Regions from separate parts of the Homo sapiens genome. Here region 1 is linked to region 2. A link is a loop called in an ENCODE intact Hi-C map of the cell type or tissue named here. Cell type or tissue: mammary epithelial cell. All regions are shown on one strand. Links, peaks and the distances in the headings refer to the core of each region. The heading gives the core; the rest is flanking DNA. Region 1 overlaps TNFRSF21 (TNF receptor superfamily member 21). Region 2 has its middle 120 kb from the start of TNFRSF21.

Region 1 (15,590 bases), core at 3,795-11,794, 53 kb before region 2:
TTTTCTTGGTCTGAAAAGTGCCTATTTATAAATAAATAAATTGCATTATTTCACCTTAGTTTTTGAAGGATAGCTGGAAATAAAATTCTAGCTTGCCAGTTATTTTCCTTTAGTCCTTTAATGCCTGGATTTAAGTTTCCCCTGCTAACCAGCAAACGAGAGGATGTGATTTTATTTTTAAATCTATATGACATAACACATTTTGTGCACAGTATTATAACAGGCACTTTGGGCAATGCAAAGATGAGTAAGACAAAGTCAATGCCATCAAGGAAGCTTACAGTTGGATGGAAGGAAGAAGTTTACACATACTTATATAATCTGAAGGAGTAAATCCAAGAGGTTGGGAGGAGGAATGTGCTGGATCGCCATCTAACCAGCCAGTAAGGCTCCGATTAGAACATCAGTATGGAGACGTGTGCCGGGTTAAATCCCTGTCCTGGCAACATAGTCATTTTAGGGACCCTGAGTAAATTACTTGGCCTCTCTGCCTCAGTTTCTTCATGAGACAATAGGAACAACATGCGTGCCTGTCCTATGGGTTACTCTGAGAATGAGGTGAGTGTGACCCACTGTAAGCATTTGTCAGATGTTGACTATTAATAGTTGCAATTATTTCCAGGCTCTGGAGGCAAGAGAGATGGAAGAATGTTCCTAACTAGCTAAAACTCATACACATAATGGGTCTTTTAGATGCTGAATACTGAGGGTCACTTAGTGTTGGGTGGGGATGTTCACCCAATTCCAGGACTGCTGAAAGCAGGTGGCCGAGCAGGAAGTGCTATCTGGGTTCAGTGCCCCAGAGCTGGAAATCCCAGCTAACTGTAGCTATGTGTTGCTTACTGCCTGAGCACATGTTCCTAGGCTGGCTGGAATGTTTTCTCTAGCAAGGGAGATAATGGTCTGCTTCCTCAATAGCTGTCAGAGAAACAAAATTGAGCAAGTGAATTTCTGGTTTTCCTTATGATTTGGTTTTCTATGTTTTTTTTTCACTCCCCCCTTTTATTTTAGAGCCTTTGTATGTGCAGAGAGACTTAACCAGTGCACTCTTTCCCTGCGCCTTGGCTAGGGTGGGAGGAAAGGAGTCTGTTTCTTCTCCTTAGGAAACCCTGGGCAAACAATTTCTCTAACTCTGAGATTTTTCCATTTAAAATGGGAATTACAGAACCTGCCCTTCACACTCTGAGTGGTTATCAAAATTAATTTTGATAATCAAATTACTGGGGGCCATACTAGAGTGAGATATTAAAGTGATGCTTTGCAGCTAGGTTCAGAAGTATTATATCTGTGGTTAGAGTTTCAGCATCCCTTCATTGCTTCATGAGAGAAAGGGGTGGAAAAAGAAATTTTATAGATACTTAAAAAATGATGGTATTAAAAACAACCACAACAATTTAAAATAATATAAATTGTTACTTTAGCTGTCTGCTTTGATCAGAGATTCACAAATGTAAAGGACTGATGTTAACCAGGAAGCGGAGTGGAGAATCAATGCTCTACTTCTTATCTCTCCTTCCATAAGATTAAGCAGATTAAAACTACACTATAATTTCACAACCAGTGGACCCACCGCCAATGTTTTGTGGTGGTTGTTGTTGATTTCTATATAATAGAATTAATTATTCTTTGTTAGGATATTTTAGTCCTTTCCAGAACCACATAGGGGACCTATGTCTCAGGAACAGAGCATTTGTGCACTTAGGCACTCTCTCTCTCTCTACTATAGTAGACTCTGTGTTGGATCCTGGATGGCTTTGCTCTGTGTAATCAACTCAGAGAATCCCAACAGCTAGAGAAGTACTGGGCCTTCTATTTTGGTGAGAGCAGCACTCCTGCCTCTGCTGCAGAGGGAACTACAGTTACTGATTTTTTGCTTACCAGCTGCAGGATGCAGCTGTCCTTATCTACGGGTCTGACTGAGACCAGCTATTTTCAGAAATTTAATACAGTGAGGACGAGTTGAAGCAAATACCAGCTGTACATTAACTGTTGACTTTTTGGCTATTCAAATTAGTCTTTGTCATTAATTTTCCAATTTGTCATCTCTTAGAAATTAGGGATCTTGTCCTAAGACCTGAGGACCTAAGGTAACAGCTAAACTTGCATGTATCTAGCAGCTGCCCTCTGCTGTGTTACTGCAGCATGGAGGGTTATTTAAGGTCAAGTTACTTAATTCATGGGGTGTGACTGCAGGCTCTGGGGAACTTCTGGGGTGGTGAGGAGAAGAGGACATTATAAAGGGATTGCTGACACACATAGAACCAGGAACATTTAGTGATGCTTGTGTTTAAAGTTGTCATTGCGCACAAAGGAGCAATGTTTATAAATAGGCTTTAGATTTTTAATGACATTTCAGGCTGTTCTATTTATTATCATAGTCCAAAGTTTCATTCAGTTAGTTGACAACCTTTTGTCAAACACCAGCTGTGAGCCTGGTACTGGATAAAGAAGAAAAGTGGTCAATGCCTTTCAATAACTCACTTGTGGTGATGGAGACACGTGTGCAAATAATTATAATTCAGTGGGATAAGCAAATGTTATAATAGAAGTGTGCATGAGGAATTATAAGCATCAGGGTGAAGAAGTACTCAACCTGCCAAAAAAATACATAGAAAGCTAGAGCAGATATATATTTGTCCATTTGAAAGTCACTTAAAAAAATCAGACTAGTTTTTTTTCAAGACTATATTTTGGTCTTCTTTCCTGAAACTTTCACATTTGGTTTCTGCCTAGGAAGCCCCACCTGCTTTTTCATATTAAGGGCTTCTCAAATCTTTGACTCTGCAAAGAACGTCTGTTTTACTTACATCCTTGTTTTGCTCAGTAGCAAGCTTTTTAGAAACCCTTAACTGTTCTGTAATATTTAAGGTATAGAAATAAGGTTTTAATATCCCAGTTCATGTCACGTGCTAGATATTGAACTTTGAATCTCCAGGAACTACTAGAAGGAACTGACAAATTCAAGAATTTGACTTTGTCTCTCTGAATTGGGTTTGAATTTTGCTTTTGCCACTCACTATGTGACCTTGGGCAAGTCCTATACAGTCTCCAAGCTTTGTAAGTGCTTTGTAAAGATCTTGCTGAGAAATAGAGGTGAGTGTAAATGCCCAGTCCTGCACTTGACATAGAGCAGGGGGCTCAGTAAATCTTAGCAACTATTTTCTGTGTTGGAATTTGAATTCTACATTGTCCTTTTTTTGACTTGACAGCAAATGCATTATGTTTTCAGTAAATGCACATTAAGTTGAAATCAGCATTTGCTAAATATCTGTTGTGTCCCAAACACTGTCTGGGTGCTCTATAGCTGGTTTATTTAGCAAGCTTCATGGTCCTGAGAAGTATAGGTGGGTATATTCTCATTAAGATAGTGATATGGTTTGGGTCTGTGTCCCTGCCCAAACCTCATGTTGAATTGTAATTCCCAATGTTGGAGGTGGGGCCTGGTGGGAGGTGACTGGATCATGTGGGCAGATTTCCTGCTTTGGCACTGTTCTTGCAATAGAGTTCTCACGAGATCTGATTGTGTGAAAGCATGTGGCACCTCCCCCTATCACCACTGCTCTGACCATGTAAGACATGCCTGCTTCCCCTTTGCCTTCTGCCATGATTATAAGTTTCCTGAAGCCTCCCCAGTCATGCTTCCTATACAGCTTGCAGAACCGTGAGCATATGAAACCTCATTTCTTTATAAATTATCCAACTTCAGGTATTTCTTTATAGCAGTATGAAAACTGACTAATACAGATATATTACTATATTTCATTGAATCCCATGTCAATTGTAAGATATACCATTGTCATTATGTATTACTGAGAAAGAAAATACTGTTAATTATAATTGTAAGAGACACCTCTATTTCAGAGATGTTAAAATGTGAAAAAAATATGCATCATAGAATTTTAATAAATATAGTAGTTGAGCTTGCTGTATGCAGATCGTAAGGAGAAAAGTCTAGGAAACAGATTCTTGGGGTCTTTATATTAATATACACTCCCTGCCCAACACACACACACACACACACAAACACACACACACACACACACACACACACACTTCTTCTTAGTATTGCCTTTAAGGTTGAGATAATTCAACACAGACAATTTATTTAATAGATTATCAGAGCACCCATTATGTATTGAGCCCTGTACCAGGCACTGAGATACTAAATGAAACAAAACAAAACACAAAGCAGAATCATCCCTTAGGATGCTGACAGTTTTATAGGAGGGATAGATATGTGAGCCAGACTTGAGAATATATTCTGTGAAGCTGCTATACAGAGGGATGGAAGTGGGCTTTAATTTTTTTCTGAGACAGAGTGTCTCACCATTCAGAAAAGGCTGGGTCTGTTAGTGGATGACATTTCCCACCCCTTTAATCTACACCCTTCCTGGCTTTCTCAAAAAGTGCATTGGGAGGAAATCAGAATCAATACTGTGAAAAGAAGCTTATTTTCTCCATCAATTACCAGTGCAGGAGAGCACATTTTCACTTTTTCTTTTTAAAGGCAAAACACCGATTTGGATAAAGTTGAATAGCTTCCAGCTTTGGCCTAGCTTCTCCACTCTGTGTTTGTGAAAGTGTCCCTTATTCTGTTATAACCCAAGTGTCAATAACAGGTACACTTGCTGATGAGGAATTGCATCATGGTCAGCAGTAGGTTTTATTTTATATCAGTTAATTTCGAGGTTTTCATCACTTATTTTTCACCATTTCCTTGGGAGAGACTAATGTCATTCCTGGTTTTTTAATAAACAATTGCCACAGAGGAAACTTTGATCGATCTACAGTTGGACTTTCACAGGACAGGCTGAAATTAAATGCCCAACAACTAAAATGACTTATCACCAAAAAAGTACTAGAAAAAAAACTTGGGGGAAATGTTTTGTTTTTATAATCACAACAGTAGAGAATAACATAAAGCACAGAAGCCGTACAAGAACAATGCAACTACTTAACAATAAATACACAAGCCAGAAAACACCGTATACAAATCAAAAGACAAAATAATCACAGGTTGAAATTGTTTGAAACATAGGGTTCAGTTTCTTGAAAAATAAGGAGTTTTTACAAATTAAGAAAAAAAATGTGCAGTCTTGTGAACAAGACAGTTCACAGAGAAGGAAATACTGAAGCCTTTTTTTTTTTTTTTTTTTTGAGACGGAGTCTTGCTGTGTCGCCCAGGCTGGCGTGCAGTGGCGCCATCTCGGGTCACTGCAAGCTCCCCCTCCCGGGTTCACGCCATTCTCCTGCCTCTGCCTCCCGAGTAGCTGGGAATACAGGTCCCCGCCACCACGCCTGGCTAATTTTTTTTGTATTTTTTAGTAGAGATGGGGTTTCACCGTGTTAGCCAGGATGGTCTCTATCTCCTGACCTTGTGATCCGCCCGCCTCGGCCTCCCGAAGTGCTGGGATTACAGGTGTGAGCCACCGCGCCCAGCCTGAAGACTTTTTAAACATGCAGATTTTTAACCTCTCAGGCTGGCATGGAGACCTATAATTCCACATCTAGGAAGATATCTTACACATGTTCACATGCATTCAGAATGATGCAAGTACACATATATTCATTGTAGTGTCATGTGTAATAGCAAAAGAGTGAGGAGATCTACAAATGCCCTTCACTAGAGGACTGGTTATCTAAGTTATTGAACATCTGTACAATGGAACAGCATGCACTTGTCAGAAGAAGTGAGTCAGCTCTTCATGTGCTAACCTCAAGAAGGGTTAAACGAAAAAAGGCCAGGTGAAGAATAGTATGTAGGATGGGGCACAGTGGCTCACACCTATAATCTCAGCACTTTGGGAGGCCAAGGTGGGCAGATCACTTGAAGTTAGGAGTTTGAGAACAGCCTGGCCAACATGGTGAAACCCCATCTCTACTAAAACTACAAAAATCATCTGGGCCTGGTGGTGCATGCCTGTAATCCCAGCTAGTCAGGAGGCTAAGGCACGAAAATCAATTGAATACAGGATATGGAGGCTGCAGTGAGCCGAGATTGCACCACTGCACTCCAGCCTGGGAGACACGAAAAAAACAAAACCAAAAAAACAACAGTATGTACATTGTGCCACCATATTGCAAAAATATATACATATATATACACACACACACAGTATATACATAGATGTTAAAAATTGTTTTAAAAAATAAGGGGGGTGGAGAACATATATACTTATTTATTGGTATAAGTATAGACTGTCTCTATCTCTGGAAGAGTATATTGTGACTTGGTAACAGTAGTTACCACCACGGAGGGAAACTGAGTTGCCGAGACTTGGAAGTCAGAGGTTAAGGTCAAAGGTTAACTTAGACTTGTAGACCATATGCATTGTAATTCTAATGGCATGAATCTAATTAATGGACTTATTATGCAATGCTAATTTAATCAGATTTGATGAGTTCAAAAAGCCCGAGTCATAAAGATGAACTTAAGCCTTCTTACTTCAAGGTCTTGAGTTTCCTACGAAATTACTTTCCATCCTCCACAGTGTCTTATGGCAAGCTTTAAAAAGGTTTGCGAAACTTTTTCTCATGGATAGAATTATCGAAAGGCTTTTTTGTGGGAAAGATTTTCCAATAGAAGTTTAGGGAAACCTAAGGAATTTCCAATGGAGCATGATCTCCTCATGTTCCGATGGTGCTGAGCTCTTAAAAGTCTTGGCAATATTTTCAAACGTGAGTGGGCTCCAGCTCTGAACCAAGAGAACCCACTTATTCACTGTCCTCACTTCCTCTTTTTGAGAAAGCTAATCAGTGAGTCAGCTCAGGGCTGCAACACCACTACCGTTGATGTCAGCAGCCTGGACAGCCTGCAGACACCCGTGCCGGTAGCGGGGCGGGGCTGCCCCCCCTTTTCCCTCCCTCCGGAGCCAGCTGGTTCTTACCAGCTTTGGCAGCTTTGTGCAGCACTATTTGTTGTGGCTTTTCTCCTGTACATACAGGAAAGGCACAGCTCTCTTGCTTAGGGCAAGGATTGGCTATTGACACTTTGACTTAAATGGGGGTGGATTTATAGACTTTGGGGCTCAATTTTGAAATTAACTCTTAGAAATGATGAGAATTCTAAGACGAGGTATATACAGAAAATTATAGCCAACTACCTTGATTTGAGTTTGGGGTATTTAAGCGAGAAACCCACCGTGACCAGCTAACCTAGTCTAACTTCATAGGCCTTAAGTAAGGTTGCAGTTGAAACAAAACCTTTTCATTATTCTGTGCTTGAACAGATCTGGGGTGAGTGGGAGTGTTTTTTAAAATAATTCCCCAGTGGTTTTGGCATTTTTTTGGCCAGGTTAATCCTGAGATTCCCCTGATGGTGGGTGAGTTTGTTCTGCAGGCTCTGCATTGGCTCCCAGCTTAAGGTTCACTCACCTATGCCATCTCTGTGGTCTGGCTTGGGGGTTCCCAAGGAAGCTGAGCAGAACATCTTGGTGTTGTGCTCCTGTTCTTTCTTCCATCCCATGACATCCAGTGATCCCAGGGAGCTCTAGACAGCAGATGGCCCTCGCTGTCCACTTGGCAATTGACAATTTAGATTTAAGTGTTGGTGCTGTTCCCTACTTATGCAATGGAAGCACCTCCTTGCTTCATGTACTAAAGTCTGGGCTGTGCAGGAGAAGAAGAAAGAAGGAAAGAAAACAAGAGGTTTTAACTCAACAATTAGAAGCCCAGGAAAAGTTTGGGGAATTTTTCTCTTAAAGTTACTTGACTCTTGGCCCTTCTCTTTAATTTTTTAAAATAATGTTTTAAGAGAAGACTTACGAAGCAAAGAAAATTTGGAAGCACATTACAACAAATAATAAATCTACCATCTAGATTCAATTGTTATTCACATTTTGGCATATTTGCTTTATCTATGTATGTATACGTTTCCAGTCCATATTCCCATTTCGAAGACTTTCTCTAAATTTCTTATAACTGATAATCCTTCTTTCAAGCATTTAGAAATCAGCATTTTTCCATTTGCCTCTTAAGATTTTTGTTTGCAAAAAAAAAATTGGGTACATTTGGGTTCTGCTTGCCAAGACCCCTTACTCTGGATTGAATTGAACAAGAATTCACACTCAGAAGAATAATTTTAAAATCATTGTCTCTCATCATCTGAAACTTTTTTTTTAGGGTGATGTATTTGTTTTTATTTTTTAAGGGAGAAATCATTATATACAAGTATTTTACAGTGTCCGAACTTAGGAATTGAATAGATTCAGATAAATTGTTTTGTGATGAGGCTGGTAACCTCATTATATGAACCCTTATTTATATCTGAAATCCTGGAACCACATAGATTTGAATAAGAAAGCATTTCTTATTATCTGAATTCCTCTTCTCTAAAGACCACATAGATTCAGATATCAAGAAATACTTTTCTGGCAAAGAAAATATGCCTTTTTTTCCTCCCAGAGCCCATCTTATATGCCTGTATAGGCCTATAGAAGGTCTTGAAATCTAATTTGATTTTGATTATGTGGGCAGCTGGGAGAGCAGGGGAAACAGGCTTGAGATAATATCATAATTCTTAAATAGTTGTAATTTTATATTTATTCGCGACTAGAATTCCTTTGAGATAAACCTTTAGTAGAAATTGAATTTGTTTGTTTGTTTTTTTAACCAGCCACTTGTCTGTTGGGATCTGAAATATTTTCAATAGAAAACAAAGTTATTGGCTACAGTTGAGGTATCTGGTATTCACAGAATCTCTCATATTTATCTTAGCGCAGTCATCCAGCTGGAGTGTAAGTCTGCCATTGAGTCCCAGGTACTTGCAGATCTCAACCTCTACCCACTTCACTCTAGCGGAGGGGCTCGGGCAATGCCCTGTGGTCATGTGATCGCTTGTAATCAGTTTACAGGGTTTGTCAATTTTCTCTAAATGCTGTGGGGTCCAGACAGGGAAGTGACATGGCAGCAAAGAGGGTAACTTTGAAACTAGACAGACCTGGTCTTGAATCCTGGTTCTATGGCTTGGGGCAAGTTATTACCTCTTAGAGCCTCAGTTTCCTCATCTGTAAAATGGGGCTGATACAACTTCCTTAGCAGCAAACGAATCACAGATATTTTCTGCTGAATCACCTAGCACAGTATTGGCAATGGCTTATTTCTTCAGGTCTCTTTTTGTTACCTCATATGGAAAAGCAGTAAGTTTCAGTTAGATTTAGCAAATGGGCTTTTAAAAACCATTATTAAAGTGAGAGATTTTCACAAATGTAACATAGAACTCTTCCTTCTTTCTAAGTGTTGAATGAGGTCTGGAGGGAAAATTAAATCAAAACAGCGACTTTACTGTAAGGAGCTTTCTGCTGGGGACTATCAGGCATATCTAGTTATATTAGGGAAAAGGGGCCTGGTGGTATTGAACTGGGTAGTGTCAGGAGCCAAGGGGTTAAATGGAACCATTTTAGCAGGCTGGCAAAGAGCATCCAGGCTGGGCAATTAATGCTTCATTTCAGGGGGTCGCTGATGCATCAAAGTCATTAATTAGTTTTATGAAAACAGATTGTGCAACCACAGGGAGATTGTAATTGGGTAGTAATTGAAAATAACTTTGTGGTAAACTTTCGTTGAGCAGGTAGTTCAGGTGGGGGTAACTTGGAAGGGGAAAGAGAATTGGAGTGGGGGATTAGGGCATGAGGAGAATGAAATAGCAACAGTAAGACAAGCAATAAATAAGACATAATTTGAATGAAAGGAACACAGAAGTGACCTGGTCTAACCTATTTAGGTTAGAAGTGAGACCACAGGTCTGATGAGGGAAGTGGTTTTCCTAGTGCCACACAGCTAGTTAGTGTTATGTCTTCTCTCTTTTCTTGCAATGCTTTTTCCAGGATTTTCATGACTTTGATTTTTAGGAGCTGACTATGGGGAACATGAAGTACATGCCACACAGATGGCAGTTGAGGCTGGAGTTCTCGCCTATTCCTGCTCTCAGAGTCTACCCAAGAATGCTGCCAGATCTTGCTGCCTCGAAATCTTATTTCATTTATCTACCACCCTTGTCATGAATAAAATTTGGAAGGATTTTCCTTTACCATCCATGGCTCTGCCATCCCCGGGGCTAGGGGAATACTGCAACCTCCACCAGTGTGTCATCTCAGGAAAGGTCAGTCAACAGGGAAGTGATTTTTCAGTTTGATATTAGAAGTGGAGAATTATTTTTGGGCTTCAGTTTCCTTTTTTTTTTTTTTTTTTTTTTTTTGAGATGGAGTCTTGCTCTGTTGCCCAGGCTGGAGTGCAGGGGCGTGATCTCGCCTCACTGCAACCTCCGCCTCCCCAGTTCAAGCAATCCTCCTGCCTCAGCCTCCTGAGCAGCTGGGATTACAGGCATGTGCCACCATGCCCGGCTAATTTTTGTAGTTTTAGTAGAGACAGGGTTTCGCTATGTTGACCAGGCTGGTCTTGAACTCCTGACCTACAGTGATCTGCCCATTTGGCCTCCCAAAGTGTTGGGATTACAGGTGTAAGCCACTGCGCCCAGCCTCAGTTTCCCATTTTGATTTGGTTAAGCATCCAGAGTGGGTACTTCAGTTTTTTAGAAGTCTGCTTGGTGCAGGAATGTAGGGTTGGCAAGGACACAGCTGGAAATGGGGAAAGGCAATGATGACAGTCATGGTTCATTGTGGTACAATCCAGATACAAGTTAAATCATTATTCTCATAAACACTGCTACCAAACTCAGTAGCCCAGAGATGTTCAGATTCCCAAAGCAGTAGTCTGTTTACCTAATCCATTTGGATGGTTCCTTGTACTCAGTGGTAGAGGTGCTCGGAAAGGAAAATTGTCAGCAGCAGAGCTTTAGGTGTGACTCAGCCTTGAGTGAGTTGAACCATTTATCTTTCTTCCCTTATCAGTTTGGACTAATAAGTATCTGGAAGGACTAAGTGTGTTTGCATGGAAACTAATCAGAAGGACATTTGGAACTTGTTTGGCTGAAAGAAATGCCATGCTCTTGAAGTTCACAAAATAGAATTGTTCTCTTTTGGGCTGCTTTGGGAGCCCCCTACCATTTTGGTCTATTTACTGTCCCCACCTCATTTCTCACATGAGTCTTCCAAGTTAGGATTATGTCATGGCAGTAGGCAAAAAGAACTGTAGTTTTCAAGTTTCTCCAAAGGAGCTTCAAATAAGTGACAGATACATTGCCTTTACAGGCCACGTTTTCTTAATATCTGCCTTATTGAAATAAGCTGGGGCATGTATGAATGCCGTGTCCACAAACATTTCACAAAAGTATAGAGAGGAGCTCAGCCACATTGATAATCTTCCTGTTACCCTGTTTCTTGGCTACCTATATAAATAAGAGCTGCTACAGCCACAACATTTTCAAGGTAGCAGAAGGAAAATATACTTATCGGTAGTGACTGCTTTTAAAAACAACATTTATTGATTTTCTAGCTGTCAAAGTTAATATATCTTTTTTTCTTTCTTTTTTTTTGAGACAGAGTCTCACTCCGTCGTCCAGGCTGGAGGGCAGTGGCACGATCTTGGCTCACTGCAACCTCCACCTCCCTGGTTCAAGCGATTCTCCTGCCTCAGACTCCCAAGTAGTTGGGATTACAGGCGCCTGCCACCACGCCTGGCTCATTTTTGTATTTTTAGTGGAGACAGGGTTTCACCATGTTGCCCAGGCTTGTCTTGAACTCCTGACCTCAAGTGACCCACCCACCTTGGCCTCCCAAAGTGCTAGTATTATAGGTCAACTGGTTATGGTCAACTGAAATGGGAGGATGTATGTATAAAATATTAAATGGAACAAAAAAAAATAGGTGTGAGTCACCGTGCCCAGCCTAATATATCTTTACAGAGAATTTGGAAAACTCAAAGAACCTTAGGAAATAAATTATTTTATTTTATAAGTATCTTGGTAAGTTTATGCTCAAAGTTTTTATAAGAGGATCCTCTTCTCTGGAAATATGGCTTTCTTGTTTAGAGTATTTGTTTTCTCTTTAGTATCTAAATCTTATTGTAGGTGTTCTTCATTGGCTATAAACTCAGAATACTGAACCATAAACTTTCAGAATTAATAAAACAAGGAATTAATTTATTTCACATATTCCGATGACTCACTGTTCTGATTAGAAAGCAGAAGTAACACAATGCCTAGTACGGTAGCAGTACTGCAAACCGGCTTTGATGGATATTGTATATATTATGGTAAAGCACGGAAAGAAATTTCTATGAGCATTTTTTTTTCTTTTGGGAAAAAGTGAAAACAACTTTAGATGAAGTCAAAATGCAACCAGCTACGGTTGCACAAAGTGAGAGATACTTATAGTTAGTAACTGAGTAGATTTTCTGGAAAGATGATTTTTAAATGGTCTCTGGCTTTAGTGATGCTTGTTAGCTCTGCTGTGATGCTAATAGCATTTGTAGGGGCATTTTCATATTCACCTGACTCATTGTTAATTACAGGAGAGCATCAGTTCAGCATTCTGTCTTTCCAATTATGTCGGAAATCATGTGCTTAAGTTTTACTAATAGGACCTTTTGGTGAAATCGGGGGGGGAAATTAAACATTTCAAGTTTTCAAATGAATTTAGGAAACAGGTGAGTGGACTTTTTGCTCATTGGCATGTGATTTGTGGGTGGAAATTTCCTTTTAAGCAAGAACAGTGTACTATATTGACTGACCATGTCTTCCAAGGTATTGTCCCTGAGAACCAGGATGTAGACAAGTGTTCTTAGTCTAACTGAGTGAATTAAAAAAGTGTGTTGGCGTGAATGGCCATGTGCATTTTCAAGGAGGAGGGGCATGCGCCAGGGCCTATGGAATTAACATTTTACAAGCATATACGTAACATTTGTCTGTAGGTCAGAAAGGGACTGCTAGGTGTGCATGTTTCCCAAGTCTGAAACTTGCCCTGGAAGCAGCAGCAGGGTGTGGGTGGTGGTTCAGAGGAAAAACGCTGTTGGAACATTAGACATGTGCAGTAATCAGTTATCTTCACAATCTGCAATCAGTTGCAAGAATTTCTCAGGCCTTAAAATTTGTAAAAGAAGCAGTTGTGTTTGCTTTGTGCCTTATATAACTATCCCACGTAATACTTTGAAATATCAATGTCTTCGTTGAAAAGCTTGAAAACATTTTACTTGAAGTGTGTGAGTGAAGGGATGAGGATTCTAAGGAGTGGTGATTAACAGCTTGGGGAGAGTGCCCATCATTCCCTGAACCCTGCTCTGTGTGATCTGGCCAGCTGGCTCCCAGGTTTTTTTATCCATGCCGGAAGAGCCAATAAAAAGATAAAGTCAATTACTAGGAGAGGCCACAAGTGCCTGCCAGAGTTCTGATGTATTTTCTCAAATGAAAGGGCCAAATAGAGATGTCAAGCAGGCCTGAGTTGAGCACTGGCTTTCTGCCAGTAGCTGTGTGCCCTCTTTGGGCCGCAGTCACTTTACTGGTAAAATGAAGTCACATCACCTATCACTTCCCCTTCTCTCCACTGCACACCCCCAGTACAAGCCATAGTCATACTGTATGTAGCCACTGTAGGAGCGTCCTAACTGCTCTCCCTACTTTGAATCTTGCCTCCCTAAAATCCATTCTCTACCCACCAGCCAGAGTGGTGGTGAAGCTCACCATCTTTATCTGAAACCATCTTGTGTGTTTGTTATTGTCTCTCTGACCTCCCCACTCCAGAATGCAATCTTCACAGTCTCTGTTCTATCCTTTTGGTCATTACTCTCCTCCTAGCCACTGACACCTCTCATTTTCTCCTGTTCTCATTCTTAATTTTAGCAGTTTTTTTCCTGAGCTAGTTTGAAATGGGAGTCAGAAAACCTGGGGTCTAGTTTTAGTTCTGTGACTTCCTTGTTGGCCCTTAGTTAAGAAAGTCACTTCACTTCTCCAGGCCCCAGTTTCCTTCCCTGTGAAGCTGAGTGTAAGAGTCAGCAAGCACTGCAGTAACAAAGGACCGCAGACTGCATGGCTTAAACAACAGAAATTGGTCTTCTCACAATTCTGGAGCCTCAGAAGGCCAAGACCAAGGTGTCTTCTGAGGTCTCTCTCTTGGCTTGCAGATGGCTGCCTTATCACCATGTCTTCACTGTGTCTTCCCTCTGTGTGCGTCTGTGTCCTCATCGCTTCTTTTTATTAAAGACACCAGTTATATCGGAGTGTAGCCAACCCTAAAGACCTCATTTTACTGTAATTACCTCTTTAAAGGCCCTCTCTCACAGTAGTCGCATTCTGAAGTACTGGGGGTCAGGGCTTCAACATGGAGGTGGCATAATTCATTCAGCTCATAATACTAAATTATATCTAAGACTCCTTTCAGCTCTACAAAATTATATTTTAAATCGGGGATCTTTCTCCTTACACCCATGTTCCCTTCTACTCCCCTGAGATAATAGCTTGGTTCATATGCCTCCCCGTTTTTAGTACTCATGCATATCCTCACTGTATTTTTGAAGGGTTTAAAAGTCTGTGTATGTGTCTAGCAATCATATAAATAAGTTAAGGTCAACTGAAGTGGGAGGATGTATATATAAAATGTTAAATGGAACAAAAAAAATAGCCTCTGAGGAGGGATTTTAATTTTACTGTTTTTTTTTCTATATATAATAAAAAAAAATTTTCCCTCCTACAGCTGGAAACTGACAAACTAGCTCTCCCGATGAGCCCCAGCCCGCTTAGCCCGAGCCCCATCCCCAGCCCCAACGCGAAACTTGAGAATTCCGCTCTCCTGACGGTGGAGCCTTCCCCACAGGACAAGAACAAGGGCTTCTTCGTGGATGAGTCGGAGCCCCTTCTCCGCTGTGACTCTACATCCAGCGGCTCCTCCGCGCTGAGCAGGAACGGTTCCTTTATTACCAAAGGTACGGGCATCGCAGCAGACCTCACACACGCACTTAAACCCCCCAAAGAGCCCCTGGGATTCGTCCCTCCCCGTCCACAGTCCAGTTGTAGCTGAGAGTTGAGTCATCTGAATTACCTGCCCAGGAAGACCAGTCCAAAACTTCAAGATACGCTGGCCCGAGAGTAACCTCGCCATTGGCTGGCGAAGACACGCCTCCAAAATCTTTGCAGCTCGCACTGCCCGGTGGAGAGCTATCGGCCACCCTTTATCCTCATGATGCTATCAAATGTGTGTTTCGGGGAAGGCCTGATAAAATGTAGTCTGGCAAGATTTTTGAAAATTATTTACCAAGCTTGCTGTATCCAAAGATTTAAAGTTGAACTTATCTTGAGAGTCAGAAGTACAGGTTTTAGGCCGTGCGCAGCAGCTCACGCCTGTAATCCGAGCACTTTGGAAGGCCGAGGTGGGCGGATCACTTGAAGCCAGGAGTTAGAGATGAGCCTGGCCAACATGGTGAAACCCCATCTCTACTAAAAAAAAAGAAAAATTAGCCCGCTGTAGTTCCAGCTACTCAGAGGCTGAGGCAAAAGAATCACTTGAACCTGAGACGCGGAGGCTGCAGTGAGCTGAGATTGTGCCACTGTACTCCAGACTGGGTGACAAGAGCAAAACTTTGTCCCAAAAAAAAGAAAACTACAGGTTTTAGTGACTTAAAAATACCCTAAAATTCACTTTGTTAAACTACATTGCAAATACCAATATTTTAAACATTATGGATTGGTAGTTTTGGCAAAGAAT
Region 2 (15,590 bases), core at 4,676-12,675:
CTGAGTTTCAAGGTCACTTAGCTAATATCTTACTCTAACTGTAACCACCAGATTTTTTTTAAAGAAGAATACTGTTTTTATATAGTAAATAGTAGCCATGAATCAATGCAGAAAAATTTACAAATAAGATATTTTAAAACTTATAAATTAAGGGTAATGAGATAGACTATAAACTACTTGAGGTCACAGGCTATGTCTTACTTTGCTTTTTAGCCCCAGATCTCAATATGAAGGGAGATGTAATAAATGTTTGTGGAACAACATGCATGAATAATAATAATTTTGGGGGCCTTGCATAAATGTATAACCTTGCATGAAATAATAGAATTCCAGAACTGGAAGAGATTTTAGAAGCATCTACATGAGTGGTTCCCAAACTTTAGCATGTAGCATCAGAATTCTCTAAAGGGTTTGTTAAAACACAGATAGCTAGGCCCCAGCCTGAGTTCACAACCCTGGTTCCACCAATTATTAGATGGGTGAAGTAGAATAAAACACTTGTCTCAGTCTCATTTTTCTTATAAACAAAATGGAGATGCTAATAATGTCACCATGTTACAGACTTTTTTTGTAAGGATTCAATGGCCTGAGAAACTCAATTCAATCATCCTGAGAGTTCCTGGTTCAGAAAGTCTGAAATGGGCTTTTGAATCTGCATTTTTAGTAAATTTCCACATGAAGCTGATGCTGCTGGTTCAGGGACCACACTTTAAAAATCACTAACCTGCAACAACTATAACTAACATTTATTAAGGGCTTATGACATGCCAGGCACTATGCTAAAGTACATTGCCTGCATTAAGTCATTCAATCATTACAATAAGTCTGTAAAATGGTGATATTATTAGCATCCCCATTTTATTTATAAGAAGAATGAGACATAGAGAAGTGTTTTATCCAACTTTGCCCATCTAATAACTGGTGGAACCAGGATTGTGAACTCAGGAAGTCTGATGCTAGATCCAGCACTTTTACATTATACTATAGCATTTCAAGGAGTGAACTGCTTCTTGTGTCAACCCTGATACGGGAATGAAGGCTCACAAGAAGTGATTGCCCAAAGTCAGGCCATGAATTGGGAGAAGAGTATGTGAACAAGGACACAAGCTTCCTAATTCAGCATCTTTTAAGCTGCTGCCTTCTCTTGGCATAGAGCACTAGTAGGAGTGGGGGAGGGCTCTAATCCTTCTTCCGATTTGAATCTAATCAGTTTGAGTGTCACTGAGTGTCACAGACGTCCTTATGATGTGCTGACATCCTAATAGTTTCCTTTATTTACATATTATTTCATCTGAGGAAGGGAGGTGGTGATGACCTGGGAGACAGAATAGAAAGTGTGATGAGTCGTGAGGTTGGACGCTCAGTCCCAGAAAAGAAAGGGGTCGGACTGCTGAGTGGCTAAAGAGTGGGTGGAAGGAAATGTGTCCATGTGTCTTGGTAAGCCCTTAGTTATATCTCAACCAATACGTAGAAAATCTAGCTCTGAGCTGGGTGCAGTAGCCCACACCTGTAATTCTAGCACTTGGGAGACTGAGGCGGGCTCATCACTTGAGGTCAGGAGTTTGAGATCGGCCTGGCCAACATGGTGAAACTCCGTCTCTACTGAAAATATAAAAATTAACTGGGCATGGTGGTGCACACCTGTAGTCTCAGCTACTCGGGAGGCCTAGGCAAGAGAATCACTTGAACCCGGGAGGCAGAGGTTGCAGTGAGCCGAGATCATGCTACTGCACTACAGCCTGGGTGACAGAGCAAGACTCTGTCTGAAAAAACAAAAGAAAAGAAAAGAAAATCTAATTCTGAGAGACTTTAGGTAATTGTATTCCCACTCTGAGGTATCTGAGGGACTCTGGGAAGAAAATTGGAGGATGTGTCATTAGCAGAAGCATGGACCTGGGAGGGCCCATAAAGTCATAGGTTCAGTCTCCCAGATACTAGCTATCCTTAAATATGCTATATCCTTTGCCCCAGAATGTGCCCCTGCCCTGGGCCAGCTGTTGGAAAAATATTTACAGACACAGCACACTGCAGTGGGAAAAGCATGGGCCTCAAGCCAAGTCTCTCCTCGCCACTGACAGCTGCATGAACTTAACCAGAGCCATCATCTTACAGAGCTGGCTTCCTCATCTATAAAAGGGGGTATGGTAAGCAGAATAATGACCCTTTCCCCCCTAACATGTTTACATCTTAATTCCTGGAATCTGTAACCATGTGACCTCAAACGGCAAAAAGGGATTTGCAGATGTGATTTAGGACCTTAAGAGGGGAGCGTATCCTGGATTATATAGGTGGATCCAGTGGAATCTCAAGGGTCCTTTTGAGGGAACAGAAGAGTCAGAGTCAGAGAAGGAGATGTGACGATGGAAACAGAAGTCAAAATGATGCTGTTGCTGGCTTTGAGGATGGAAAGTTGATGGAAACATGAGTTTAGGAATGCAGTGGCCTCTGTAACCTGGAAAAGGCAAGGAACTGATTCTTCCCTAGGGCCTCCAGAAGGAGTACAGCCCTGCCAGTACCTTGGTTTTAGCCCCTTGAGACCCATTTCAGACTTATTCCCAGAACTCTAAGATGATATATGTTTGTGTCCATTTAAGCCACTAAAAATGTGGCAATTTGTTACAGTCGCAATAGGAAACTAATATATGAGGCGAATAACAAAGTCCTTGTCTATCTCTTAGGGCTGCTGGGAGAGTCAAATGACATCCTTTATGTGGTGACACTTTAAAAACTGGAACCCACTATCCAAATATAAGGCACTATCATTACTGGCATTACAGTGACTACCTGAGAGAGGAAACAGGGACAGATAAGCACAGTGGTATACTAGTAGATGTTTAATAACCAGCTCTTGGGAGGAGGATGGGTTGGGGGGACTCTGATTTGTAACATTTGCTTATTTCCAGGGAGTAAATACTTCCACCATGGCCCATTTCAAGCTACAACATGAAGTCACTGAAGCGGGAGGTAGTAAAAGACACACACAATCAACTCTCACCACCTCAAGGCAGCTCCAACACACCAGGGCATAAGCACAAATTCAGCCCCGCCACCAAACAAGCAAGCATGGCGCATTTGCTTTCTGGTGGTCTTTCACTACAACCCTCACACAGGAAGGCTAGAACCTTACTGTGAGTCCAGATGTACTATCAGGGAACAACCCTGTCTCAGAATCTGCACTGGGTTCCAGATTTTAATTTTCTGAATGGGATCATATGGTTATTCTCTTCCTTTAATAAGGATGTGTCAAGAGGAAATGGAACCCTTCTCTAGCCTCAAGAGGAATTTGAATTTGGTTGAAAAAGGAATCTCTTAAATTCAGGACTGTCCCGACCAAGTTCCTATAAAAATAATTTTTCCGGCCTGGGAGATAAGGTCTTTTGAAATATGGCTCCTCGCTTAAGTTGGCACAGAGTTCCATCTGACAAATACAAATTGGACACCTCCTATATTCCAGTGCTGGGCTCATGAAAAGATGTAACAACAACAATCAGACGTGGTCCCTGTCCTCAAGGAGCTCACAGTACAGTCCTGTGTTTCTTAGATCCCCGTTCCTCGTGTCTCACACTTAGGTCTTCTGCAAAATCATGTACCACCTATGCTTATAGTTAATTCATATTTTTAAGTTAAAAATTTTAAAGTACCATAATTGGATTTGGCTGGATATAAAAGAAACCCTACTTTAGTGGCTTAACCAAACTAGGGGGTGTTTTTCATGTAATAAAGAGGCTATGGTTAGGAAGCAGCCTCTTTCTTCCTTCCAGCTCTGCCACCCTTAGCGTCTTAATGGTCCAAGATGGCTGTACTTCATCCAACCATTTCACCTTATTTTCATGCTGAAGACAGAGGACAGAGAAGAATCAAAGAGAAAAAGGCACCTGCCCATGGTGGGATCCTTTTTATTGGGAAAACAATAGTTTTCCCCAAATTCCGATCCAGTAGACTTTTGTTTATATCTCGTTGGCCAGAACTGGGTCACACAGCCACCATAGCTACAACAGAGTCTAGGGACATGAATATTTTTAACTGGGAAATTGCTTCCTGAACCAAACTGAGGTTCTGTGAATGAAGTAAGAAGCTAACTTAGCAACTAGTAATAGCTGTCACAATCTCTCTCTACTCAGTCGAACTTGAGAAACATCTGTAAACCTATGTCATTACTGGGCCACCTCCCTTTTTATATACATATATATATATTTTTGAGATGGAGTCTCACTCTGCCACCCAGGCTGAAGTTCAGTGGCATAATCATGGCTCAATGCAGCCTCCACCTCCTGAGCTCAAGCAATTCTTTCACCTTAGCCTCCCAAGTAGCTGGTACTACAGGCATGTACCACCATACCTGGCTAATTTTTCAAAATTTTTAGTAGAGACAAAGTCTCATTATGTTGCCCAGGCTGCTCTCGAACCCCTGAGCTCAAGTGGTCCTCCCAACTCAGCCTCCCAAAGTGCTGGGATTACAGGCATGAGCCACTGCACCCAGCCATATGTTTTCTAATACATGTTAAAATACAAAACAAAATTGAAATGTAAAATTCTATGGAGAGTTTAAATATCAGATCTTGTAAACTCTGACTGTCACTGCCAGTGATTTTCTGGATTACTTTATGGGGCTGTAGAATTTGCTGAAATCTCTTCTTTGGCAAAGGGCTAGCTCAGGTTCCAGACAAAAGGTGGTCTCCAAGAGCATGTGGCAAAAACTGGCTCTTAACTGCTCTTAGGGAGCAGGCATTTAAAGAAATTTTTAAAATCAAGGTATTTGCAATAGGTATTTATTTACAATAAAATGCACACTAAGTGCACAGTTTGATGAGTTTTAACTTATGTATCTCATCTGAAACTAATGCCCCAATCAAGATATAGACCATATAGACTTTTTTTTTTTTTTTTTTTGAGACCAAGTCTCGCTCTATCACCTAGGCTGGAGTGCAGTATTGCAATCTGGGCCCACTGCAACCTCCGCCCCCCGGTTCAAGCGATTCTCCTGCTTCAGCCTCCTGCATAGCTGGGATTACAGGCACAAGCCACCACAGCCAGCTAATTTTTATATTTTCAGTAGAGATGGGGATTCACCATGTTGCCCAAGCTGCTCTCGAACTCCTGGGCTCAAGCGATCCACCCGCCTTGGTCTCCCAAAGTGCTGGAATTACAAGCGTGAGCCACCACGCTCAGTCAAGATACAGACCATTTCTATCATTCTAGAAAATTACTTTGTGTACCTTCCCATTCCCAGTCGACCTCCCCTCCACTCTGGGGTAACAATTATTCTAATTTCTATCTCCTTAAATTAGTTTTGCCAAACTAATATCTTTGGTCTGCATTCAGCATGATTGAGATAAGTGAATTTAACATCAGAATTACAGAAACAATTTGTCACTTTTCAAAAGTATGTAGTTCTTTTTTTAATTTTATTTTATTATTAGTATAATACTTTAAGTTTTAGGGTACATGTGCACAATGTTCAGGTTTGTTACATATGTATACATGTGCCATGTTGCTGTACTGCACCCATTAACTCGTCATTTAGCATTAGGTATATCTCCTAATGGTATCCCTCCCCCACCCCCCACCCCACAACAATCCCTGGAGTGTGATGTTCCCCTTCCTGTGTCCATGTGTTCTCATTGTTCAATTCCCACCTACGAGTGAGAACATGCGGTGTTTGGTTTTTCGTCCTTGCGATAGTTTGCTGAGAATAATGATTTCCAGTTTCATCCATGTCCCTACAAAGGACATGAACTCATCATATTTTATGGTGAGTTCCATGGTGTATATGTGCCACATTTTCTTAATCCAGTCTATCGTTGTTGGACATTTGGGTTCGTTCCAAGTCTTTGCTATTGTGAATAGTGCCGCAATGAACATACGTGTGCATGTGTCTTTATAGCAGCATGATTTATAGTCCTTTGGGTATATACCCAGTAATGGGATGGCTGGATCAAATGGTATTTCTAGTTCTAGATCCCTGAGGAATCACCACACTGACTTCCACAATGGTTGAACTAGTTTACAGTCCCACCAACAGTGTAAAAGTGTTCCTATATCTCCACATCCTCTCCAGCACCTGTTGTTTCCTGACTTTTTAATGATTGCCATTTTAACTGGTGTGAGATGGTATCTCATTGTGGTTTTGATTTTCATTTCTCTGATGGCCAGTGATGATGAGCATTTTTTCATGTGTCTTTTGGCTGCATAAATGTCTTCTTTTGAGAAGTGTCTGTTCATATCCTTTGCCCACTTTTTGATGGGGTTGTTTGTTTTTTTCTTGTAAATTTGTTTGAGTTCATTGTGGATTCTGGATATTAGCCCTTTGTCAGATGAGTAGGTTGTGAAAATTTTCTCCCATTTTATAGGTTGCCTGTTCACTCTGATGGTAGTTTCTTTTGCTGTACAGAAGCTCTTTAGTTTAATTAGATCTCATTTGTCAATTTTGGCTTTTGTTGCTATTGCTTTTGGTGTTTTAGACGTGAAGTCCTTGCCCATGCCTATGTCCTGAATGGTATTGCCTAGGTTTTCTTGTAGGATTTTTATGGTTTTAGGTCTAACATGTAAGTCTTTAATCCATCTTGAATTAATTTTTGTATAAGGTGTAAGGAAGGGATCCAGTTTCAGCTTCCTACATATGGCTAGCCAGTTTTCCCAGCACCATTTATTAAATAGGGAATCCTTTCCTCATTTCTTGTTTTTGTCAGGTTTGTCAAAGATCAGATAGTTGTAGATATGCGGCATTATTTCTGAGGGCTCTGTTGTGTTCCATTGATCTATATCTCTGTTTTGGTACCAGTACCATGCTGTTTTGGTTACTGTAGCCTTGTAGTATAGTTTGAAGTCAGGTAGCATGATGCCTCCAGCTTTGTTCTTTTGGCTTAGGATTGACTTGGCGATGTGGGCTCTTTTTTGGTTCCATATGAACTTTAAAGTAATTTTTTCCAATTCTGTGAAGAAAGTCATTGGTAGCTTGATGGGGATGGCATTGAATCCATAAATTATCTTGGGCAGTAGGGCCATTTTCAAGATATTGATTCTTCCTACCCATGAGCATGGAATGTTCTTCCATTTGTTTGCATCCTCTTTTATTTCACTGAGCAGTGGTTTGTAGTTCTCCTTGAAGAGGTCCTTCACGTCCCTCGTAAGTTGGATTCCTAGGTATTTTATTCTCTTTGAAGCAATTGTGAATGGGAGTTCACTCATGATTTGGCTCTCTGTTTGTCTGTTACTGGTGTATAAGAATGCTTGTGATTTTTGTGCATTGATTTTGTATCCTGAGATTTTGCTAAGGTTGCTTATCAGCTTAAGGAGATTTTGGGCTGAGACAATGGGGTTTTCTAGATATACAATCATGTCATCTGCAAACAGGGACAATTTGACTTCCTCTTTTCCTTATTGAATACCTTTTATTTCCTTCTCCTGTCTAATTGCCCTGGCCAGAACTTCCAACACTATGTTGAATAGGAGTGGTGAGAGAGGGCATCCCTGTCTTGTGCCAGTTTTCAAAGGGAATGCTTCCAGTTTTTGCCCATTCAGTATGATATTGGCTGTGGGTTTGTCATAGATAGTTCTTATTATTTTGAGATACGTCCCATTAATACCTAATTTATTGAGAGTTTTTAGCATGAAGCATTGTTGAATTTTGTCAAAGGCCTTTTCTGCATCTATTGAGATAATCATGTGGTTTTTGTCTTTGGTTCTGTTTATATGCTGGATTACATTTATTGATTTGTGTATTTTGAACCAGCCTTGCATCCCAGGGATGAAGCCCACTTGATTTTGGTGGATAAACTTTTTGATGTGCTGCTGGATTCGGTTTGCCAGTATTTTACTGAGGATTTTTGCATCAATGTTGGTCAAGGAGATTGGTCTAAAATTCTCTTTTTTTGTTGTGTCTCTGCCAGGCTTTGGTATCTGGACGATACTGGCCTCATAAAATGAGTTAGGGAGGTTTCCCTCTTTTTCTATTGATTGGAATAGTTTCAGAAGGAATGGTACCAGCTCCTCCTTGTACCTCTGGTAGAATTCTGCTGTGAATCCATCTGGTCCTGGACTCTTTTTGGTTGGTATGCTATTGATTATTGCCACAATTTCAGAGCCTGTTATTGGTCTATTCAGAGATTCAACTTCTTCCTGGTTTAGTCTTGGGAGGGTGTATGTGTCCAGGAATCTATCCATTTCTTCTAGATTTTCCCGTTTATTTGCGTAGAGGTTTTTGTAGTATTCTCTGATGGTAGTTTGTATATCTGTGGGATCGGTGGTGATATCCCCTTTATGATTTTTTATTGCATCTATTTGATTCTTCTCTCTTTTCTTCTTTATTAGTCTTGCTAGCGGTCTATCAATTTTGTTGATCTTGTAGTTCTTGGCCTAAGCGGACACTGGATAATACGTACCTTTGAACATTCGGCATATCTTTGCAAATAACAGCTGCTTTTGGTTATGTTGGTGGCCACTGCTGTTCTTTTTCTGGCTGGGAAAGGTTTCAGTCAACATATTGCCTGTGAGGAGCTGATTTTCCTAAAGGACTCTCCTGCCCCCAATGCACATAATTCACAAAGCTCTTCAATATTGAGATCTTGGGTATGGTTATTAATTGGTTAATTCTTTGCCTGTCTCCAGAGCTTCAGCTGGATGAGTAACTGGGTGAATGCCTATGTGGCAAGTTGCTCTTCAGGATGAGAAACTACATGAAAGTGTAGCCCCAAGAAACCAGGTGCTCTCAAATGAGTCACTGGTAACAAGCAGACAACACATGTTTGTCCACTTTACCTGCCCCAACCCCTCCCGCCCTTACTCCAAAGTCTGCTCACACTCCACCCTCTGCAGGTAAAACAACTGGGTGAAAGGACACATTTTTGCAACCAAGATAAGGCTAGAATGACTATTCTCTCTACCCAATTACTCATCAGGAAAGCATTTTTAAGGGTCAGCACAATCATGAGTAAGTTTGTTAAAGGGTTTTCCTTTTTTTTCTCTGACTTACAAGGGAGATGCACTTTGCACTTTTTTTTTCTTTTTTTCTTTCTTTTTTCTTTCTTTCTTTTTTTTTTTTTTTTTAGTAAAAACAAGTATAAGGTGGATATTGTTCCTTGGATACAGACATCTAGCTGAAGCCAAATGCATCTTTGGCCAATAAAATGCCATAGGCCTTCTTGGTTCCACTACACCAAGCTACACTGTGGGACATCCTCGCAGATGTGGGCCCAGGGGTGGTGGGGGCAGCATCTGGCTAACTGACCTGCTTTGGGGTTCTGGCTGCTCTCTTCATTCTCACTTCCAAAGGCTGCTGGAGTCTCTCTGTTAGCTATGACTTGGACATAAAATGATCTCGAAATGTTATGTGTTCCCTCATACTGAGTTATTTTTAACTAAGCCTATAGGCTTCAGCCTGGTATTCTAGTCCCTGCACAATCTGTTTCCAATCAACTGCTATTGCTGGTGTTTACCTTCTGAAGACCTCATTCTTCTCTAACTCATGAGATGTAATAGTTATGGACTCTGGACTCAGAAAAACTCAGGTTCTAAACAATCTCAATTCATTATTGAGTTATAACTTTGCTTTCCCCACCTCCACACGCTTGCTCACATTGTTCTCTTGGCCTGGAACGTCATCTCTGCCCTTTCACATACGAACAAACCCTATTCACATTTAAGGTCAAGCTCAAATACTACCTTGTAGCCCTTCCTAACTACACAACTAGGTACAATCTCCTTTTCTTCTGAGTTAGCTTGGCATCCCATCTGTTTGCCGTTTCTCATACCTGTTTGCCATTTCTCATACCTTGATTTTGTTTCCAGGGCTCTCACTTCTGCGTTTCTACTTTAAATCTCTGTCATAAAACCAATTACATGATAGAGTCACCAGATAAAATACCAGGTAAAATACACCAGATAAAATAAGGACACCCAGTCAAATTTCAACTTCTTGTCAAACAAATACATTTGTTTAAGTATGGCCCAAATATCGCATAGGAAATACTTAAGCAAATTTGTCACTTATGTGAAATTGAAATTTAACCGAGCACCTTGTGTTTTGTGTCTGGCAACTCTTCATACGTGACTCTTTTTAATAAATGGTGAGCATTTATCTGGCTCCTTTGTGGTACTGAACATTATGTGACAGTAGGAACCTTGTCTCATTCATCTTGCAGCCCTGATGTTTCTTCCTCAAAGCACTTGCTGGGCAAATCCTTGTTAATTAATAAAGGGATTTTCATACCAGTAGGTATGGGCACACAGCACAGTTCTGAGAGCCTCAGTGTTGGAATCAGATGGACCTGGATGTGTCATATTCCTACCACAAGACTAAGTTTGTGAGGCTTAGCAAGTTAACTACCTTTCAAAGCATTCTCATTTGTAAAATAGGAAGAAGAGTGTACTTATTCCATAGAGTTATTCTCTTTATGCATATAAAGGGCTTAGCACAATGTCTGGCTTACAGAAAGTGCTTCATAGCTGTTAGCTATTACTTTTGGAAATTATGAAATACATTCAGATCAGAGCAGCAACTACTCTGCTACAGGCAGTAAGAATTACATAAATGACCTAACTATACAGAGTTTGGAGCATACAAATTCAAGACGGATCCCAGACCTCCTTTGGAGAGAGTCCTTAACTTGTTTGATTTTTCTTCCTGTTCCCCAAACCAACAGTATGTCCTCATCTCGGGCTAATGTTTGTGTCTGGCTTTCTAAGATGTCACTTCTTTGTCTCTGGGTCTAAGCCTACCTTCCCCAGCATCCTGAGATACTGTTGTAGCTCTTCACTCCGCCCTTCCTGACAGTATTTTACCTTCCTATTCTCCCTTTCCTCTGGTCCTGGGTGCTTAGTTTCCCAACCAGAAATTAATTGCTGCTTCCTTTGAACAGCATTGCCTTTGTGTGTGTGTAAATATATGAGTATACATGTGTGTGTAACAGGGAAAGAAATAAGTCATTTTGGCATCTCCTAATTATCCAGGCAGAGCTGGTTGGTGGGTGGCCAACTGCAAAATCATTCAAATCTGATATGTATTTGTTGCTATTAGGACATGTGTAAAGAACAGCCTCACTGACTTTAATGGCACCTCTATGCTGTATCAGGCACCCTGTTAAAGGCTGTACTTACATTGTCCTATTTACTACTCACAAAGGTCCTATTATAAGATTGATGTTCTCATCCCAATTTTCTAAAAGAGAAAGCAGAAATAGAGATTAGTAACTTGCTTTAATACCACAAGGCTGGTAATGTCTACTGAAACTCAAACTTCTCTGACTCCAACCCCCAGGTTCTTTCTTCAAAGCCAGTGCTTTTTCACCCTGGCTACACATTAGAATCAATCCAAGAAGCTTACCTAAAGTACTGATATCTGGATCCTATCCCCAAAGATTCTGATTTAAATGTTTTTTAAAAATAATCATTGTAATGATAGCAATCTCCCCTCATCCCTTCTAAGACATAAAACAAACACAATCTAATTTGATTCCCCATTGTTCTCCCTTATGAAACTGGGCCCTAAAACTTTGTATTTAAGGAAGATTTGTGTCAATTGATGTGGATGGATCCTAGGTATATATATGCTCTGTGTAATTATAAGTGTGGATACAACTTATCAAAAGGAGTACAAATCTAGAAGCAATAGAACGTCTTGCTATTTGGCTGTGTGAAAAGAGTTCTTAAAGAAAAAAACAAACAAAAAAACCCCAAAAAAACAGCACTTTCATGATTTTTTTTCCTCCAAGATTATTGTTTTCTTTGGGAAACTTTTGCTTACGTTACCCAGTTTTCAGAGACGTGCTTCTTCTTTGTTGATCTTTACCTCTTGGGCTATTTCATCTTTCTCCAGGTCAGGAGGGGCACAGGCTATGTCTGTACAATTTGTTTTCTGTGCTAAATTGAATTTGTCTTCTTTTTTGCTTCCATTTCAGTCTAAGGATTTTGCTGACTGCATTTGTTTCTGTTTTCTTTTGCCTTGGAAAATCTTGCCATCAAAGAAAACTACCATGTGCCATTAATGGTCTCATTTTCAATTGATCCGTGTTTTAATCCCATTGGCATGCTTATTAGAACTGTTGTCTTTGACCAATTTTATTTTCGGGCATCTAATTTTTTTCATTTTGCAATACATTATCAGGGATTAATGAAATCTACCACTCACGATTTCCATGAAAATTCATTTACTAAACAAAATTTGTGTGTTCATTTGTTTAATGTATCTCCTCTACTAACCTGTAAGCCCTTCTCGGTATCAAGTTTTGATTACCACTGTGTGTCTGAGGCCTAGAACTGTGGTAGGAATTTAGTAAGTGCTCAGTAAATACTGGTGAAATGCTGACTATTGAGTGGGGTTGGGAATCAGACTTGCTTAGTTCTGAGTTTCTACTGTACCACTTGTGAGCAGTGTGATGTTGAGAAAGTTGTTTGACTTCTCTGAACCTTCCTCTCTACATTTCTAAAATAATAATAATAATAACATATACCTCATGACTGTTGTGAAGATTGAATATATGCTTAAAAAGAAATCAGTTCAGTACCTTAGCACAGAGAAGATCCTTATAAGTGCTAGTGAAAATGATGTTTCCTAGATGTATTGATTTTCACAGTAATATTGTAGGTAACTAGAAATGTATTCCACAGTTAAGGGCTACTAACTTGAAAAGAGAATAGCAATTTAGGTTCACTGAGACAAGGAAATACATATCTGTCCATTTGCTTTTTTTTCTATGTATTTCCATCCTGTCATGGGTTTTTCCACATGAAGAAAAAAGCTAACAAGTAAGTCCAATTCATGCTCAGGCATGAAAGACTTCAGGAGTTATTCCAGGGGTAATATTTGTATCTTAAAAGATGATCCAAAGTAAGACCCATTGGTTTACTCAAGATCTGTGCATTTCTTTGTATGTAAATAAAACATTTTTAAAAAAAGGAGCCATGAACAAATATTAAGCTCTAGTTAATAATACACATGCTGCAGAATTTGGGGGTGAAGCATAATGATGTCTGAAATTTGCTCTGACATGCATAAAAATATGATGTATTGATGAAGGGATAGATGCTTAGTTACATAATAAATGCAGCAAAAATGCCCATCGTAGAACCTGCGGTTAGAGGTGTCCACTCCACACATCTTTCAACATTCCTGTATGTTTGAAAAATTGTGTAATAAAATGTCAAGAGGAAAAATAAGTGATCCTAGAGAAAGGCAACACCTAAACCCAAGGAGGGTTCATTCACTGGAGATTTCAGGCTTGTGGTACTTGCTGGTGTCTATATTTTAGGAAGACTTCCCTGATTCTCTTTTAATTACAGCCCATAAGAAACCTCGAATATTCCTTAAAGAACTTAAAACAGAATTACCATTTGACCCAGCAATCCCATTACTGAGTATATATCCAAAAGAAAACAAATCATTCTATCAAAAGGACGCATGCCCTCGCATGTTTCTCACAGCACTATTCACAAGTAGCCAAGACGTGGAATCAATCTAGATGCCCATCAATTGTGGACTGGATAAAAAAACATGGTACTTATACACCATGGAATGTTGCAGCCATAAAAAAAGTATGATTCAACCAGAGAATAAATTTAAAATATCCAAGATTTAAAAAAAGAAATGAAAAAGAATGGAATCATGTCCTTTGCAGCAACATGGACGCAGCTACAGGTCATTATTCTAAGTGAATTAATGCAAGAATAGAAAACCAAATACTGCATGTTCTCACTTATAAGTAGGAGTTAAACATCAGGTACTCAAAACATTGGGAACATAAAGATGGCAACAATAGGGGGACTACTAGAGTAGGGAAGGAGGGGGACAAGTATTGAAAACTAACTGTTGAGTACTACACTCAGTACCTGGGTGATAGGATTATTTGTACTCAAACTTCAGCAGCATGCAATATACCCAGGCAACAAACCTGCACATTTGCCCACTGAATCTAAAATAAATGTTGAAAAAACAAAAAAGAAACCTCCAACATCGTCTCTACATACTGCTGACATGGATGAAGAAAAACAACATCTGAGGTGGAAAAATAACAATGAAAACAATGAAGACTGGAAGACAGAAGCAAACTATCTCCAAGCCCTTGAAGAATAATTAAGTTATTAGAGTCTCAGGCATTCAGGGCTGCAGAGGGAACATGAGACCCTGATCTCTGATTTTTATACCTTGTATCAAACCATTATTTATCATGTGGTTAAAACTATTATGAACAACTGACCATTTGGTCAAAAGTGAATGTATGACCAAATGAACAGGAGTCAGGGAGACAGTAATGTTTTTGGAAACATTTGGAAAATTGTGGGATAAAATGCCAAGAGGAAACATAGGTGATCCTAGAGAAAGGCATATGATGCTAACTTGGGTTTTTGTAGTGGTAGTATTTTTCTTGTTGTGGGAAGACATAATAAAGGATTTGATAATTTTAAGAATGTGTGTCATCTTCTCACAAGTTAGAGTGGTATAGAAATTTGGTTATAGGTTAAAGATAGGTTTTAAGTTACTGTAAATGATCAAGAGCATACCATGGTAATCTAAGTAACTATAAGTATCTTCTCTTGGTTATGAGAAGTTGCTGAGAGGGTGCAGGAAGACTTTAGAAAGAAGATGAAAAAGAAGGCCTATGCTATTGTACGTCTTAACAAGAGGGCCATGTTATCATTTGAGTGGCAGTTATGGGTCCTATTTGTTTGACTTTTCATCGTACAAATGGAAACTCCCTGTAGGTTTTTTTTTTTTAAAGGTAAATGTATTAAATATCAACACTGAAAACTGGTTTAACCAGGAAACAATGTGCATTAAACACACAAAATGACAGAATGAACAGGAGTTGGAAAGATAGCAATGTGGCAACTTGTAGGAATGTTGGCCAGGAAAACAATATCTAATCAAGGTTATATGGTCAGGTTCAATCGGTCACATAGAGAAGCATTAGCACCCACTTCTTCAACATGTGATTAAGGAATGGAACCAGCTTCCTACCTGGGCTTCTTTGACAATTCCTTGATGCTCCCATGGCTCCTAACAGCAGAGTCCAGGAGCTGGTTTTAGGGCAGGTTGCAGGTGACAGAACTGTGCCACTCCAGGCCGTGAAGTGCATACCAGAAGGGCCCTGAGCACTTCACAGCCTAGCGTGTGTTATGTGAGTACCCTCTTGGTGAATGAATTACAAAGATGTGTCCCTTCTTTTGAGCTGACACAAGATTTGGGAAGGAGAATGGTGTCTGGACTTCAGCCATCGATGCCCCACCTCAGCTGGGTCCCCTTGTTGAGTGTACATACTTTATAACAAAACACGGGGAGAGATTCTTATCTACCCTGCTCTAGGTGCATCCCCTTTTCACCAATGAGATGATTAAGTATTAGAAGGTGTGATGGTTAATACTGAGTGTCAACTTGATTGGATTGAAGGAAGCAATGTATTGTTCCTAAGGTGTTGCTGAAGGAGATTAGCATTTGAGTCAGTGAGCTGGGAGAGGCAGACCCACTGTCAATATGGGTGGGCACCATCTAATCAGCACATCTAATCTAGCTGCCAGCACAGCTAGAATAAAGCAGCAAAAGAAAGTGAAATGAGCAGACTTGCTAAGTCTTCCGGCCTTCATCTTTCTTCCGTGCTGGA

Evidence for each region. Hi-C counts contacts between places; a loop is a spot of excess contacts. Peaks named below come from ENCODE experiments on the same cell type or tissue, not always from the same donor. Only the 100,000 strongest peaks of a DNase experiment are listed, where the experiment ranks them.
Region 1: a loop joins it to region 2, with 2.5 times the contacts of the local background. A loop is called at or near these places in 4 of 110 quality-filtered maps.

What each region holds. Positions count from the first base shown.
Region 1 is chr6:47,233,891-47,249,480 of GRCh38, reverse strand. TNFRSF21 (TNF receptor superfamily member 21) reads left to right here. Exons shown (of 6, transcript NM_014452.5): 5 at 14,583-14,811. Among named protein-coding and RNA genes, the nearest start is that of TNFRSF21, 68 kb to the left of the region's middle. RefSeq lists enhancers at 6,441-6,670, 6,891-7,020. In mammary epithelial cell, for the core only: no CTCF peak of the experiment used is centred there; a DNase peak (open chromatin) is centred at 6,840; H3K27ac peaks cover 1,496 bases.
Region 2 is chr6:47,181,956-47,197,545 of GRCh38, reverse strand. No RefSeq gene overlaps it. Among named protein-coding and RNA genes, the nearest start is that of TNFRSF21, 120 kb to the left of the region's middle. In mammary epithelial cell, for the core only: a CTCF peak has its summit at 8,823 (motif pointing left); a DNase peak (open chromatin) is centred at 8,755; H3K27ac peaks cover 1,263 bases.